Linked DNA regions of Mus musculus: region 1 is linked to region 2. Evidence: chromatin loops called from intact Hi-C (ENCODE). Cell type or tissue: heart. All regions are shown on one strand. Links, peaks and the distances in the headings refer to the core of each region. The heading gives the core; the rest is flanking DNA.

The links. Hi-C counts contacts between places; a loop is a spot of excess contacts. Peaks named below come from ENCODE experiments on the same cell type or tissue, not always from the same donor. Only the 100,000 strongest peaks of a DNase experiment are listed, where the experiment ranks them.
Region 1: a loop joins it to region 2, with 2.5 times the contacts of the local background. A loop is called at or near these places in 5 of 42 quality-filtered maps.

What each region holds. Positions count from the first base shown.
Region 1 is chr8:125,171,277-125,178,647 of GRCm38, reverse strand. All of the region lies in intron 9 of Disc1 (disrupted in schizophrenia 1), which reads right to left. Among named protein-coding and RNA genes, the nearest start is that of Disc1, 120 kb to the right of the region's middle. In heart, for the core only: no CTCF peak of the experiment used is centred there; DNase peaks (open chromatin) are centred at 3,597 and 4,247; H3K27ac peaks cover 3,596 bases.
Region 2 is chr8:125,420,739-125,428,109 of GRCm38, reverse strand. It overlaps Sipa1l2 (signal-induced proliferation-associated 1 like 2), which reads left to right. Exons shown (of 22, transcript NM_001357372.1): 20 at 5,408-5,531; 21 at 6,148-6,229. Among named protein-coding and RNA genes, the nearest start is that of Gm30713, 39 kb to the right of the region's middle. In heart, for the core only: no CTCF peak of the experiment used is centred there; a DNase peak (open chromatin) is centred at 3,939.

The DNA.
Region 1 (7,371 bases), core at 761-5,760, 250 kb after region 2:
TCGTAGGTGCTCATGGGATATCCACCACAGGCCATACCTCCGCTGTAAGGAAAGCAAGATCCAGCAGCAAATGACGTGCCAGTGATACTCAGACAAAACCCGTCCATCATGGTACCCAGATGGTGGTAGCTGTCCACATAGCTTTGAGTTCCATAAATGACAGAAGTCTAGGAAATCAAATGCAAGAATTTTAAAACAAATTAAAAGTGGGAATGTGCCGGGACAGATGGATTTGGTGTCAGGGGCTCTGCTTTCATTTTGAAGGCAAGGATGTGCTTGAAGTTTGTTCCTCACCCATGGAGACACAGGAGTCTCCGACCCTCTGTCTTATTTAATCTTATTGTCAACGCCATCATGTAGAGAGATGCCTAGAGCGGTTAGTACACTGCACCCTGGCTATGAGGGCCTTTCCAGAGCATGAGAACTCGGTGGTTTAATCCACCCACGGTTTGGAAATCTAAATAGATGCTTGGCAGATGGAGGGGCTGTGCAGGAGTGTGGAAGGCAGGGCCTGTGGAGGAAGTCCGTCACTAGGGGGTGTGGCTCTGGCTCCTGCTCATTTTCTCTGCTTCCCAGATACACAATGTGGACCCCTATGCTTCATATCCTTCCACCACAATATTTTGCCTCCCCACAGGCCCAGAGACAAAGGAACCAGATTGTGCGCAGTCTGACGTTTCTGAAACCCTAAGCCAAAATAAACTCTCGCCCTTTGAACTTGTTTCTCTCAGGTATTTGTCAGGGAGATGGGAAGTCTGACACAAAACCCAAGAATATGAGAGGAAAGTCCCCATTCTCCAGCCACTGCAGCAAAGACTTATGGGTTTCTCAGGTTTCCAACCTTCAAGCATGATCTTGAGCAGGGATGTGGGACAGCATGAACTCAGTATACTCTGCTGGGCTGCTGGAGCCAGAAGAGCATCTTAGTAAATGCAACGCAAGATTGACAACTGTAGATTTCAAATAGTGGTCATCCCACCGCATCATGATTGACATTCCAGCAACACAGAGATGCAGGGTGGGTGAAAGAGAGAGTGAGTCACTCTGGTGTTCCTCTCCTCTTCTCCACCGCAGGGAGTTCCTGCCCTGCCTTATTCTGCACATCATAGGGCTATCTGGTTTCAATGTTCTGGGTCAGATGAACACACAATCCAGCCCAGAGCTCAGAGATTTCCATATACATGGAGCAGTTCATCTCCCATCCCACAGTTGGTCACTCAGCTTGATAAATATTTGTGCGAGTCTATATTCCCTGAAGCCTCAGCAAGTATGGAGCCAAGCCACAAACAAAGCTTTGAATGCAAAAGCCAGAGAGCAGAGCACCATGGGGGTGGGGCAACTACAGAGCAGAGCACCATGGGGGCGGGGCAGCCAGAGACCAGAGCACCATGGGAGGGGTGCAGAGAGCAGAGCACCATGGGAGCAGGCAGCCCACGAGGCAGAGTCCTCACCCACTAATGACAGTTTCAAATCCGGATTCACACGGTACTAGGGTGATTTGGTTGGGACATTTCAGCAAACTAAGAGCTGACATAGCATCCGGAATCTTTACTGAACGCACACGCGAAAAACGTTCAGTGAGGACAGACAGGTCTAAATTTTTCATCTTTCAAATTGAGCCACAAATTGGAGCCTCATCTCCATTTGCGGATGAATCCGATGAGGAAGGGAAAAACAAGTGTCATTCCCCAGGACACACCCCCATCAAACAATCTCCTGGTGATGAAGATAAAGATGTTTAAGACAAATGACCTAAGTTCAATACCCTGAAGGAGAAAGGAAGAGAGAAAAGAAAAGATCATTTGGAATATTTGTCTATTGAGCTTTGGGGGTCACATCCTATCATGTTCTAGCTGGGAAGTGTCCAAACCACTGGTTTTTACTCCTGTAAAATCCTCCCTGTGAAATGTCCTGGGTTGACCTTGAGCTCGGAGGACAAGCTCCCCCCTTGTCCTCTCTCCCATCAAAGGTCTCAGGTTCCTCTACTCCAATTGGCTCCAAAAATAATATCCTAGACTTTTGCTTTCAGCCTTTGTAATGGTGGGAGTGGATCTCTGGAGTGTGTCCTTAGGTACTTTGGTTCCCCACCCACTTTCTATGTCCCCTCGTGATTCGAGGCAGCCATCCTGTGAGCTGCTCTGCTCTCTGCCTCCCCCTCCCAACCATGACTGGTAACTGTCGGATGGTGTTCTGCTGGGGCAAACACATGAAGGGATGCTTCCCTGAAGCAGACACAAGAAAAAGAATGTTCTACTAAAGCAAGCACGTGAAAGGACACGTGATGAAGGATTCTTGGCTAATGACACACATGTATTGGTCCTCCTTACAAAGTGTAGTTGAGCTGCATTTGTCAGAACTCCATAGAGAGAAACACACCAAACAAACAAACAAGCAAACAAAAAAACCTTCTGTTGGTGTGCTGAAGTTTCTTGCTGCTTCCGAGGACTTGAGCTGACGGGCAGAGTGATGTCAGCTGAGACAGACTCACGTGCTGAGCACTGAGGCAAGACCCGTGGAGGACATGTGATATTTGGAGGGAGTTTAAAAAGGACTCGATGGCCAGTGACAGAGGCTGAGCTTGGCTTGCTTATAGAGCTAGCTGTGCAACATTTGTTGGTCTCAAGTCTTCTCTGGTCTTCACTTCACTGAGAGAGGCACAGCCGAGAACTTTTCCTGGTGTTCCTCTTGGCCTTGGTCCCTCCTGCCGACTGGAGCTGAGGCTGAGGCCTGGCTGTCTCTGCTAGGTCATGCCACCACTGCTGATTCCTGTTTGCTGTCCTGAGTCCACTCAACTGGACTGCTGGCGTATCTAAGAAGTGTTTGTGAGTGGATCGAGCTGCCACTGCTGACCTGTGAACTGAACTGTGGACTTCTTGACAATGCAGATGGGATTTGCTCCAAAGAATCATTTCTAAACAGGTCTACTTCCCCTGTATAATTTCTTTCCTACTACTACTGGTGGGTGGTGGGCTACAAGAGAGGTTAAAGTGTTTTAAGAACCATCATTAAAAATAAGATTTGATGGGCTGGAGAGATGGCTCAGCCGTTAAAGGCTAGGCTCACAACCAAAAATAAGATTTGAAAATTTTAAAGTTATACAGAACCTTCCAAAATCATGAATCAAATAAATCCTTTCCCCTTATGTTTACTTTCTCTTTGGTCACAATGACACAAAATGGTGGGTATGGCCATGGTCACCTTTGTGTTCCATGTTGATGGGGACACACCACTGAGAAGTGACTCGTAGCCCCAGAGCACTGCAGTAAATCTGAGGCAGATGAGAACCCATCTGCAGATGGATTCCTGGGGGCCTCAGATTGCCTTGGAAAAAGACTGATTAAAAAGAGTCTCCAAGACTCTTGTAATCCAATGTCACTGACAAGTGAGGACATTTACAGCGACAGTCACTGATGTGGAGAAGGGACTGGGGGTGAGGCACTGCTCATGGAGGCTGGGTGGGTGCTGGTCCTGTGGGTTGTGGGGCCTCTCTAGAAGTCAGGGGCTGCAGATCCCGTCAGACATACATTCCTGGCAAACAGTGCTGCCCTGGCTCTGACCTCCATGTGCTGCCAAAGCCAGTTTCCCTGAGAGGGTGTCTGAGACACGAGGTGACAGTGGTGGCCTCAAAAAACCCAACCCTGAAGCACTGGGCTATCTGTGGGTCCTGTGTTTTTGAAGGCTGACACGTGGAGAGCCAAGAGCCCAAGTCTCAGGTCATTCCAGAAGGAAAGCATATCAGACAAGTCTAAGGTTATCCACTGCCCCTCTGTGTTCCCTTTAAATAGAAGAACTCCCCCCCCCCCCCGTTTAACTATATTTGAAACAATTCCAATACAGTAGTCTCCTTTTGCAAATTCTCAGAGGCAGAAAAGCTGTCCCCTTTACTCCCTCTCTCACAGAACACGCCCAGGATGGACTAGGGACCAGGATGGCTCGCTCCTGCTTTGTGATGGAAGCTCCCTAACTCTGCTGTGTAAGCTACTGATAATCGGGCATTGCCCACCTCTTCCGATAGCTGTTATTTGACTTTGTCCAGTTTATTTCCTGGAGACTGGCAGACTGGGCCTGGATGTCGTTGCCATCTTCCAAAAGCCCTTCAGTATTTTCTTTTTTCTTATTTTTTTTTCTTCAGCTGACAGCAAGAGGATTTATTGTACACGAGTTACACTTGGCCAGAAGAGAGAACAGAACTCATCCAGAATGCCAAAGGTCCGGGGCGGAGGGCCAGCGGGACTGTTTTTGTTGTAAGAAAGGCAGTCTTTTTCCCAGGCAGGAGCAGAAGTAAAGGATGCTGAAGGCTGGGACACTGGAACAAGTTGTTGGACTAACTGTTGCTGTGGGTAATAAGTCTCAGGAGACCTGGAACGTCACCTCGCCAGGATAGCCTTCAGTATTTTCTTATCAGACATTCAGTAACAGCAATGGGAAAAGTAGGCATTGCGGAGGGGAACTCGGCTACTGAGACTCAGCATGGCAATCACATGCATTGCCAAATCAGACTGAGACCCAGGCTTCCCTACATGGGCTGCTGTGCCCGCACATGCACACCCCCACTGGCCTCTTTCATCTCCTGGAAGGTACCTGCTTAGGAGAGAAATGTGCCCTCTAGAAGCGCCTCGTGTAAGCCCACCACCCCGATGTCAGCCCCTCCGCATCTCTACAGGCTCCAAAAGTGAATCAACTTTTCCAAAACCGTCTCCTCCCCATCCTCACATCAAAGCTCCCCATGGGGAATTAAAAACAATACATTTCCTCATGTCAAAATAGGAGATAACTGTTTTTCTAAGTGACACGGAAAAATAGAGAGAGGCCAGAAATCTACGGGTGTCTTAATGTTAAATTTCTCTATCCAATGTCTAGGGACCTCATTATATCTAACTTTATGGGCCTCAAACAATCTAATCAATAAAAAGACAGAAGAATTTAGTTTAGCAGTTTCTTTGCCCATGTACCATCCAAGCCATGTTCAGGTTTGGTCATTCTGAACAACTATACTCTGGGGGTTTAAGTCTGTCTCCCCCTTTTATTTGTGCACAGATGCCCTAGTACATTTCATGGTGACAGATACAAGCTGGTTTACAGCTATAATCGAGCCTGAAAAGACAAGAGAACCTTTGTGATTGTCATGGCAGAGAGCACAATTGCAACTGACTTTGAAATGTACCGTAAACTCATTATGCTAAGATAGAATAGCTTCTACTTTGGGGCTCACTATGAATATTAATGCCAGAGCGCTTGATGAAAAAAAAATATGCTCTAAATTTTATATTGTATAAAACCCTTTTACTACCAAAGAGAGTGTTATTTATAGTCTTGTGGGCTTCTTCATGGATGCCATTAAGTATCCCATTAAACATGGCAGAACAGAATGAATAGTCATGGAGCATTAATGCAGGAGTAATGATTGCCCTTCCAGAATCAGGCCAGAAACCAGGAAGACATGAACTGCAAATGTAGGCAGGGAAGACAGGGGGCATGGGCACGGTTGGTCCTGCACAGACTCCTGGGGGCAGTGAAAGGTGCCACGGCGGATGTAGTGCAGTATTGGTAATGGAGAAGTGACCAGGACGGAGCTGGAAGGATGCACAGAGTGGGCAATGGGAGGTAAGGGTGCAAAATACTCCAGACAAGGAGGGAAGAACCATGAAGAGGTGACAGCGCCACAGAGGAGGTGATGGAGCCACAGCGGAGGTGATGAAGCCACAGAGGAGGTGATGGCTGAAGAGAGAAAAAATGGGAAGAGGAAATCTTCCTACAGCATGGTCCAGCAGCATCTCCTGCCTGTGTTCACAGAGACTGGGAAGGGCTCTTCAACTGCACACTGAATACCCTTTGTTCTGGGCACAGGTGGGAAGCCACTGAAAACCTATGTTGCCCATGGAAAAGCCCATGACAGTTTCACTGTCCTGTCCTTCAAAGACATGGAGAATATCCATCTACCATTTTCTGGAGCACCCTTCCTTCAGCTCCCAGGGCTACATTTGCCAGCAGACCAGGAGATCGCCCCACAGTATTGGAAGGAAAACACCCCCATGGCCACATAGTGTTGCTTTAGTGGTTCTAGTGAAGAGAATGGGAGATGACACTGGGAAAAGCAAGAGCAGCCTTTTGCCAGGCAGGAGATGCACACGTCTCTCCTCCCCTGGGCTTCAGTGACACAGTAAGCATGAGAAAAGCTGTATCTCGAGCTGAGTGAAGAAGTGAGTTGGTTCATTAAGGTCTAACTTCAGCAGTTTCCTGTGCAACCTACTCATCACATGCCAGGCTCTTCCATGGGCTTCGGGCCATCACTGGGCTTCCACATCATCCTGCCTGTATTCAGGTGTGATAGTGAGATTGAGGGATACGCCCTCATATTAGGGATCTAATCAAACAGAACAAACCCCTTGTCAAGGTGAAACCTTAGAAGCAAGGAACTCTCAGGCCTCTCTGTGAGGCCACAGGATAAAACCTTGCCTCAGTTTCCCCATGCATGAAACAGCCCTCCCACCAGAGCCGGCAGCATTAGTGGTCCAGGGATGTAGTAATTACATGTATACAGCACTAGCAAAATGCCTGCTTCTTGTGGGGGATGGTGAAAGAGGAAACACTACCAAAAAGGGATGCCAACATATCAGAAACCATTCCTTCTCTAAGAACAGTGAAATCCACACTAGATCTAACTCCTCTGTGCATAAGCAGGAGACCCAAGAAATACAAACTGGGAATGCAGTGAGTGAATGGAGAATGAGAATGCAGTAATGGAGGATGAGGTCTGTGGGGAGGTCACTTTGAAACTTTGGAGAAGTTGAACGAGACACTACCACTCACAGAACAGGGCTGCTCCATCTAGATTCTAAAAACCATCAGAGTGACAACTATTTCCAAATCGTGTTGTAAATATGAAACACAATTCTGAAACTATTTGGCTGACTGACATCATTGACCCTGAAACCAGGGACACATTAATCTCAGAGTTGGGAAAAGGAATTTTGAGTCAACAGCCACCAAGGACTGTGGCAAGATCTGTAGTGCTTGCTACAGTTCCTATACATAGTAACCTTTGCTACAGTTCCTATACATAGTAACCTTTGCTACAGTTCCTATACATAGTAACCTTTGCTACAGTTCCTATACATAGTAACCTTTGCTACAGTTCCTATACATAGTAACCACTGCTACAATTCCTATACATAGTAACCATTGCTACAGTTACTATGCATAGTAACCATTGCTACAGTTACTATACATAGTAACCATTGCTACAGTTCCTATACATAGTAACCATTGCTACAGTTCCTATGCATAGCAACCTTTGCTACAGTTCCTATGCATAGTAACCATTGCTACAGTTCCTATGCATAGTAACCTTTGCTACAGTTCCTATGCATA
Region 2 (7,371 bases), core at 931-5,930:
TTCAGTCACCACTGGAAACCGCACAGAGGAGTTGAAAGGGAGGATCAGGGTCCACAGGCCTTAGATGAGGAGCTGGGGCCAGGGGTCTCTTTACTCCTGGACTTCCAGACGCTGCTGGGTCTCAGGGAATTGGGAACAGAGTTGGATCAGGGCCAGGGAGGATAGGAAACTCGGGCTTAGCTCATTGGCGATTGTCCTTACCCTGGCAGCAACTGTCTGGGAGCATGGAGGGGCCTTCTGCAGGAGACTTAAGACGGCATGACTCTGTAGACAAAGGCTTCCTCCATGCTTCCCACAGCAGTTCTTGATAAGAGAGACAGTCCTTGGTTCCACACTGTTCATGGATTGTTCACCGGAGAAAATGAGTGCTTACCGACTCCTCAGGGTGGACCAGAGATTAGATACCTTTTGTAGGAAGGGATGTCGGGGAAGGGAAGCTCACTGGCTGAGCCCTCAGGGTCTCTAGGCACCTCATCAGCATGGAGAACTCTGTCCTGATCTAAGTGACCATAGGTCACCTTCCTATGTAAGGAGCGTGGTCATGTGACAGGGGCCTGGTTGGCAGCAGGTGAAGCTCCTACCGTCCTCTCTGGGTTCTCCGGCTTCCAACCCGCTCAGCTTTACCAGGTCTCTAGGCACAGTCACTGCCCCACAGGAGCTGGTTGCAGGACCAGGCGCTAGAGTCCCAGGGCCCTCAGACACCCTCGTCTTCCAGCAAGACTCCACCTCCTAAAGGTTCTACCACCTTCCCTAGCAGTGGGATCAAATGTTCAAACCGATGAGCTTATGGAGAGCACACATGCAGACCACAACAGGAACCCCCTGAACCCACATCCTTTACTGTTTGCATTGGGGTCCCTAACACATCAACAGTGTCATGTGGAAAGGGGGGGGATGAATTCCAGGGGCTTAAGACTGCCGTCATGCTTATACACCTAGTAGGATCAAATGGAAATTATTAAAGATTCTAAAATTGCCATGCAGTGGTGGCACATGCCTTTAATCCCAGCACTCAGAAAATCAAGTTCCAGGATGCTCCAGGCTACATAGAGGAGACCCTTTCTCAAAATACAAACAAACATAAATCTAGAATTAACTAGATGAGCAACTTTTCAAAGTATTCCTGATTTTTAGCTACTATTTTTATATAACAAGCCATCCCGAAATGCATGGCTGCCGCCATCAGCACTCTATGCCCTCCAGCTCAGCCACGTGGTTGGTTCTCCTGCTTCATAGGCCAACAGGGTGCACGCATGGAGCTTGGCTGTGTCCAGCCCATCCAGAGGACCCCACTCCTGTGCATGTCTGGAATAGCCGTACCCTGGCTGAACTCTGCACCCATCTGGGGTCGTGGTGCTTTGTTGTATGTGATGGAATGATAACGGCAGTTCTGTGAGGGCTTGTTGTCTGATCTGAGACATACTAGGCTGTGATACCAGCCATCCTTGTGGGTCATTCAGGACACAAGGACAGTCAGATACAAGGCTGGGGCTGACACCAATACCTCATGGTGGGGTGGCATGTTCACACAGCAGAGGAAGGTCTGGTTGGCTCAGATCCCATAGACAGTCACTGGAGCAGCCATGAAGGACAGTTTAAGCCAATCAGCTAGATCCAGCTATGTGTTCTTTGTAAATCAAGCCATCCTCAGAATCACAATGAGAAAATGGAGCCACTGTTAACTGTAGAGTCTTAATATAGACAAGGACAGGAATGGATAGAATCCTCTGTGGTAAAAATGACAGTCCTTTTTGAATTAATTTGAGATAAGTGCAGTTTCAATACAGCTATCTAAAGATATGCTAAGAACTTAATTGCACCCATTTAAAAAAAGATGAACAGTATTCAACAAGAAACCTATTATAAATCAATAATAATTAAAATAGCATAATAATGATTCAAAAATAGAATAAGTCCTTTTGAAAAAAATAAAGAATATAAGCATCAGAATGTATTTAACACTAAATGAGAATGCAATTTATATACACCATTTAGATTTAGAAACTAGAAAAGTCAACTTTATAAAAGTGAATAATAATCAATATCACCATTTGGAAGCTTTAATTACAGAATAATGAGAAAACATGAAATATAAAATGGCCATGTAAAAACATCCATAAGTATTAAACATTTCATGAACCTGAAAGAGTAAGTTTTAAAGGGGACATGTGAACTGTGGAGAAAGGCTTATAATGAACGTGGTAGTGAAAGCCAGGATGTGTCCAGTGCGAAAATGAGCATCAGAAGACGCCACCTCTGTGCTGAACAGCTGGTGTGTGTGCGTGTGGCACACTGAAAAAGACACACGGTAACTAACTGTGCAGACGATGAAGAATACACCCAGTAACTAAGCTGGCCTGCTCAGAGTGGGAAATGCTGCTGCTGCTCTAGGGAGCCACAAAGAACACTGGAAGCCAGTGTCGTCGTTCTGTGGATTATAAAGCAACCCATCTTCTCATTCAAGCACGGTGACAGTTCATACCCAGACCAGAAAAATGTACCACAACCCCTCCCCAAACCTGAAATTTCACTCCTAAGAACTGAATGATAGCCAGTTATTCAATATAAAATAATATAGCGCAGTTAGAATGAATCAGTAGATAAGTGACCAGATTGTAACCCAAAAGGCACAGTGTCAGAATGGAGCCATCTCCTTGGTCTAGGAGAGGGTGATCTGGGTGCTAATGCTGTCAACCTGGGCCACTGACTCCCCTGTGCTGTGACAGTCCTTTAAGACCTGGCTGGGTCCCATTCAAGCTTGAGTTGTTTATTTCCCATTCTGTTTGGTATGGAATGTGATAATGCCCTTTGCCTGTCAGAGTTCCTGAACAGAACTGTAGATTTGCCTAACACGGCAAGATCCTTTAGCCGTCCACCATGTGGTGCCCAGTTTATCGTCTGCTGCTTGAGATGTGTTTCTATAGAGTCATTTTCTTAATAATGCTTCCACTTTCCAATGGTTCAAGAGCAACACAGCTCCCTTAGAAGCTGCCTGTGGGATCTGCCCAGCTTCGGGACCCTCTCCCCAGGTGCTGCTTGCACTTTCATCAGCCCTGTGATGATAATAGGGAGCCGCAGGCACTCGTCAGTGCTCTGTGTGGCCGGGCTGCGGTATCCTGTAGGCAGTGTGTCACATGCATTTCTGATAATGTATGAATAGTGTGTTCACTTAAACCCAGGTGTATCAGGATGTGGCCTCATGAACAGGATCAAAGCCAAGTAGAAGATTCTGGCTGTGGGTCAGACTGAGGCAGGGAGGGAAAGTGGGGTCTCTTTAAAAGTCCTAGCAGTAAAGGGCTGGGGAGAGGGCTCAGTCAGTAAAGGGCTAGGTGCACAGACGTGAGGACCTATGTGAAAAATCACCCATGGTCACTCTGATCAGTGCCGCACAAGGCACGGTGATCTCTGTACCAGGAGAGCAGCGGCTCTCAGCCTTGGGTCTCTCCAGCCAGCTAGCTCACCCCAGTCAGTGAGTGGTCCAGGCCAGTGAGAGGCCCTGTTTTAAAAACAAGATTGACAGCATCCTAAGGAATAGTAGTAGCCAGAGTGGACCTCTGGTCTGCACACACACCTACATACACATGAGCATGCACGTACACACAGGTCCTGGAGTTCGTGGCTCCCGTTCATCGTTAGAATGTCAGGAGCACTGGTGTGGTTCTAAGAGTTGGTGCCTTAGATGCTGAGCAAGCCTGAGATGTGGTCATGGTCCAAGTACATCGCTCATTAAGGTGCAGGTTACTGCACCATGTGCCTGCAGCTGAGGATCAAGTGCTACATGGGTAATGCAGCTCCCTGTTGGGCTGAGTGGGTACAGGATCTCTGTCATGTGTCAGAGTGTCGGAGTAGGTCAGTTAAAGGACCTGCATGCCCGTGGCAGGTGTTAGGTGGGGGCTGTGCAGTTGGCAAACCCTGATGTGACGAGTCACTGGATGGGCCCAGGGCACCATGAGCTTCTGCGCCTTTAGCGCTGTGTGGCTGCAGTGACTTTCCATCATGTGCTCCTGGCAGCCTCAGCACCACTACCCTTTTTAATTAACTGGTAGTATGTGACCCTACATCAACCGAACAGGCAGGTCACCTCATTAAGAGGCCTGCACAGCAGCCAGCAGGAGACAGAGCTCCCAGTGCGCCTGGGTACTGCTCCTCCCCGTTAATCAGTCCCTGTGAGAAGGGAGGGCCTCCTCAGTACTCGCTGGCAGATCACATCCCCCCTTTCCCAGCCGCAAATTCATGCACGCACTCAGTCCAGGGGCAGGGTGATGCTCTGTAACCACAAGGTGCTTTCTGCCTACTGTGCAGCGTTGCTGGCCAGCCTGAGTTCTGGGTCAGAGTTCAGTCCCAAGCGGCTGGGCTGCTCCTTTTTCCTTTTCTTTCCAATCCAACTTCCTGGAAACAGTGAATGCCAAGTTCATAATGCCTGTGGTAGGAGGTCCTGAGTCTTACTTGCTTGTGGCTATTGCTGCTGGCATTGCTGGGACCTCTGAGCTTCGTGCAGTTTCTAGTGAGAGGCCCCAGCTGGCTGCTGTCACCACCACTGTTCTTAAATTCAAAGCATGGATCATTCCTGTCAGTCTGAAATGATGGCATCTGTGGTTGATCCATTGTGTCAGACACTACCACCCGACTTCTAAGTAGGACACATGAAATGTTACCTCACCGTGGTATGTGACACTATTTAATACCTGGCTGTGTCTTTACACATTCAGAGACAAGAGAACACACACCTATTCAAACATATGCCAGCACTCTATGCATGCTGTACTCACACAACCCCGTATTTCAAGCCTTAGAAGGGTCCCTGAGATCCTCAAGGTCAGAGAGATCTTCCTGTTCACAGGAGAATTCTCAATCTTATTTCAGGTCTTGACTCAGATGAAGAACTCGGGCTTCTCTGTCACCACGCCTCCTACCTAGGTGATTGACACGCGTTCTTGCTGTTTTGTAGCCTGTTTTGTATTCCATACGTCTGCACGCCTGCATGGTGGTCCACATACTGTGTTGGGGGTGCACAGGGACGTGTGCCCTGGCTGTCCTGTCTCGGGAATGTTCTCGAGCTCATGGGAGCTTGCAGCAGGGTCCATCTCCATGGTTGTCACCAGCCACGTCATCCAGCTTGCTAAACCACACACAGCCAGGAGCTTTAGATTCCTCGGAGTGTGGAAAGAAGAAAGCCAACTTGCTCTGTAGCTGTGGTATATGCACCATACCCTCCCTGTGGAGGGCACCCAGCCTCATGCTTCTTCATTGCCACCAGCTTGCCTGAGTTTCTGTTTCTCCATTTTGTTTCAAACAGGGCATTGTGGTAAGGAGGGTCAGCAGATTCCATTCAGTAAATTGGTCTTTACAAAATCACGTGAACTGGTGGCTCTCACCAACCTCCTTTCTTTCTGTTCCTCATCTCCAGACCAGAGGGTAGCCTCCTTCTGTACCCTGACCGACCTCCAGCATGGACAAGAACTAGAAGGGGCCCCAGAGCTGTCCTTGTGTGTAGATCCCACCAGTGGCAAAGAGTTCATGGATACACCTGGGTATGTAGACCCTCCCTCCCACTGTCCCAACGCTTAGAGACCCTGGGCCAGGCTGGAGAGAGTCTGGCAGTGGGACTAACTCAGATACTAGAAATGATAACACTTGTCTGTGTGACCATCATACTGCATAGACAGCTGCCTAACTTCTACAAAAGCACCAGGCACTGACTCTCATCATCCAGTCTTGGCCAGCCAGGCCACACGTGCTGTAGGACCTGCCTAGGGCACAGTTCTTCCCAGACCCTGCCTACAGTTGACAATATATGAGGGATGCACCCCCATTCGTGATGCATGAGCTCCGTGAACTGAGTCATGGTTAACTTGCTGGGGAACCTGGTTCTGTCTTCAGGACAAAAGCAAGTTAGGAAAATCATGTCTACATGTGGCTCCCAGGACTTACCTCTGGCCCACCTCTTCTCCATTTAAATAAGCCTGGTTTTTTGTTTTCTTAGCAGCCTTAGTGTCTTACCGGTTCTCAGTTCATGGTGGTAGCTATGAACTTGTCTCAAATCATCAACTTACACATAAAATTTTCAGTGAAAAGTTTACTAACATGAACACAAGCAATGTCCTAACCTTAGGTCTCTTAAATTCTCTTTATTGCACCATTTATCAGGGAGCGATCGCCCTCCACACTGACTGGGAAAGTTAACCAGCTAGAACTGATTCTCCGACAACTGCAGACTGACCTTCGGAAGGTATGTGATTGCTGGAGTCCACAGACAGAACAAAGCTTTCCCCACAGTCAGCCCCTTTAATTCCTGCAAATAGTTACATGAGAACCCTAAGCAGACCTGGATCCAAAGAGGTTCCCTCAGTTTCCTCTCATCTTCTCACTGGCAGCTGGGGTGGGGTTTTCCCTGAAGGTACATAGAGTCCTGTACACATGCCTGAGGGTGTCTGTGCCTTGTAAACTCGAGGTCTCCACATAAAGTAAGATTCTGCGTTGTTGCTTGCAACAGCCACATGTAAGTCAACCCAAAGGAGTATCAGTTACTCCTCAAAGACAAGATCTCCAAGAGCCCAGTCAGCTCTCACAGTCAGTCAGTCAGTCAGTCAGCTCTCACAGTCAGTCAGTCAGTCAGTCAGTCAGTCAGTCAGTCAGTCAGCTCTCCCAACTCAGAACAGCTGCCTTGTACATACTCATGTGCCAGTTTCTCCCCAGAGGAGCAAGATGCTGCAGTGCCCCTACTGTGCTGGGTGTCTTTGCTGCCCTTGGAGGCAGAGTGGAGTGTGAGTCACAGAGAGCCCCAGAAGCCTCCTGGGGCGTCGGCTTGGTTTGGCTGTGGGAGATGAGGAATTATAGGTAGTGTAAAAGTGGATATGGTTAGCCGGGCATGGTGGCGCACACCTTTAATCCAAGCACTCGGGAGGCAGAGGCAGGTGGATTTCTGAGTTCGAGGCCAGCCTGGTCTACAGAGTGAGTTCCAGGACAGCCAGGGCTACACAGAGAAACCCTGTCTTGAAAAACCAAAAAAAAAAAAAAGTGGATAGAGTTGGTCCAAGCCAGAAGGAACTAGTGAAGAGAATTAATTATACAAGAGTAAAGTTCTTATCTACTATGCAGGACCTAGGATGGAACAGCTTTTGCTGTTTGCTAAACACATGTGGGTCTGTGTATACATGCACACTCATGTGTTGACACACTTTCCTCTGATGGTCACTGTCTCCCACCACCAGCTAAGGAGCTAGAGCTAAGGTCAAGGACAGGGGAAACTTCCAGGGTCTATTTAGCTGAGCTGCCCACAAGGCTTTGCTTCCACTTCATGTTAAGGTGATCCTGATAGAGCAGTGTGTGTGTGTGTCTGTGTGTGTGTGTCTGTATCTGTGTATGTCTATA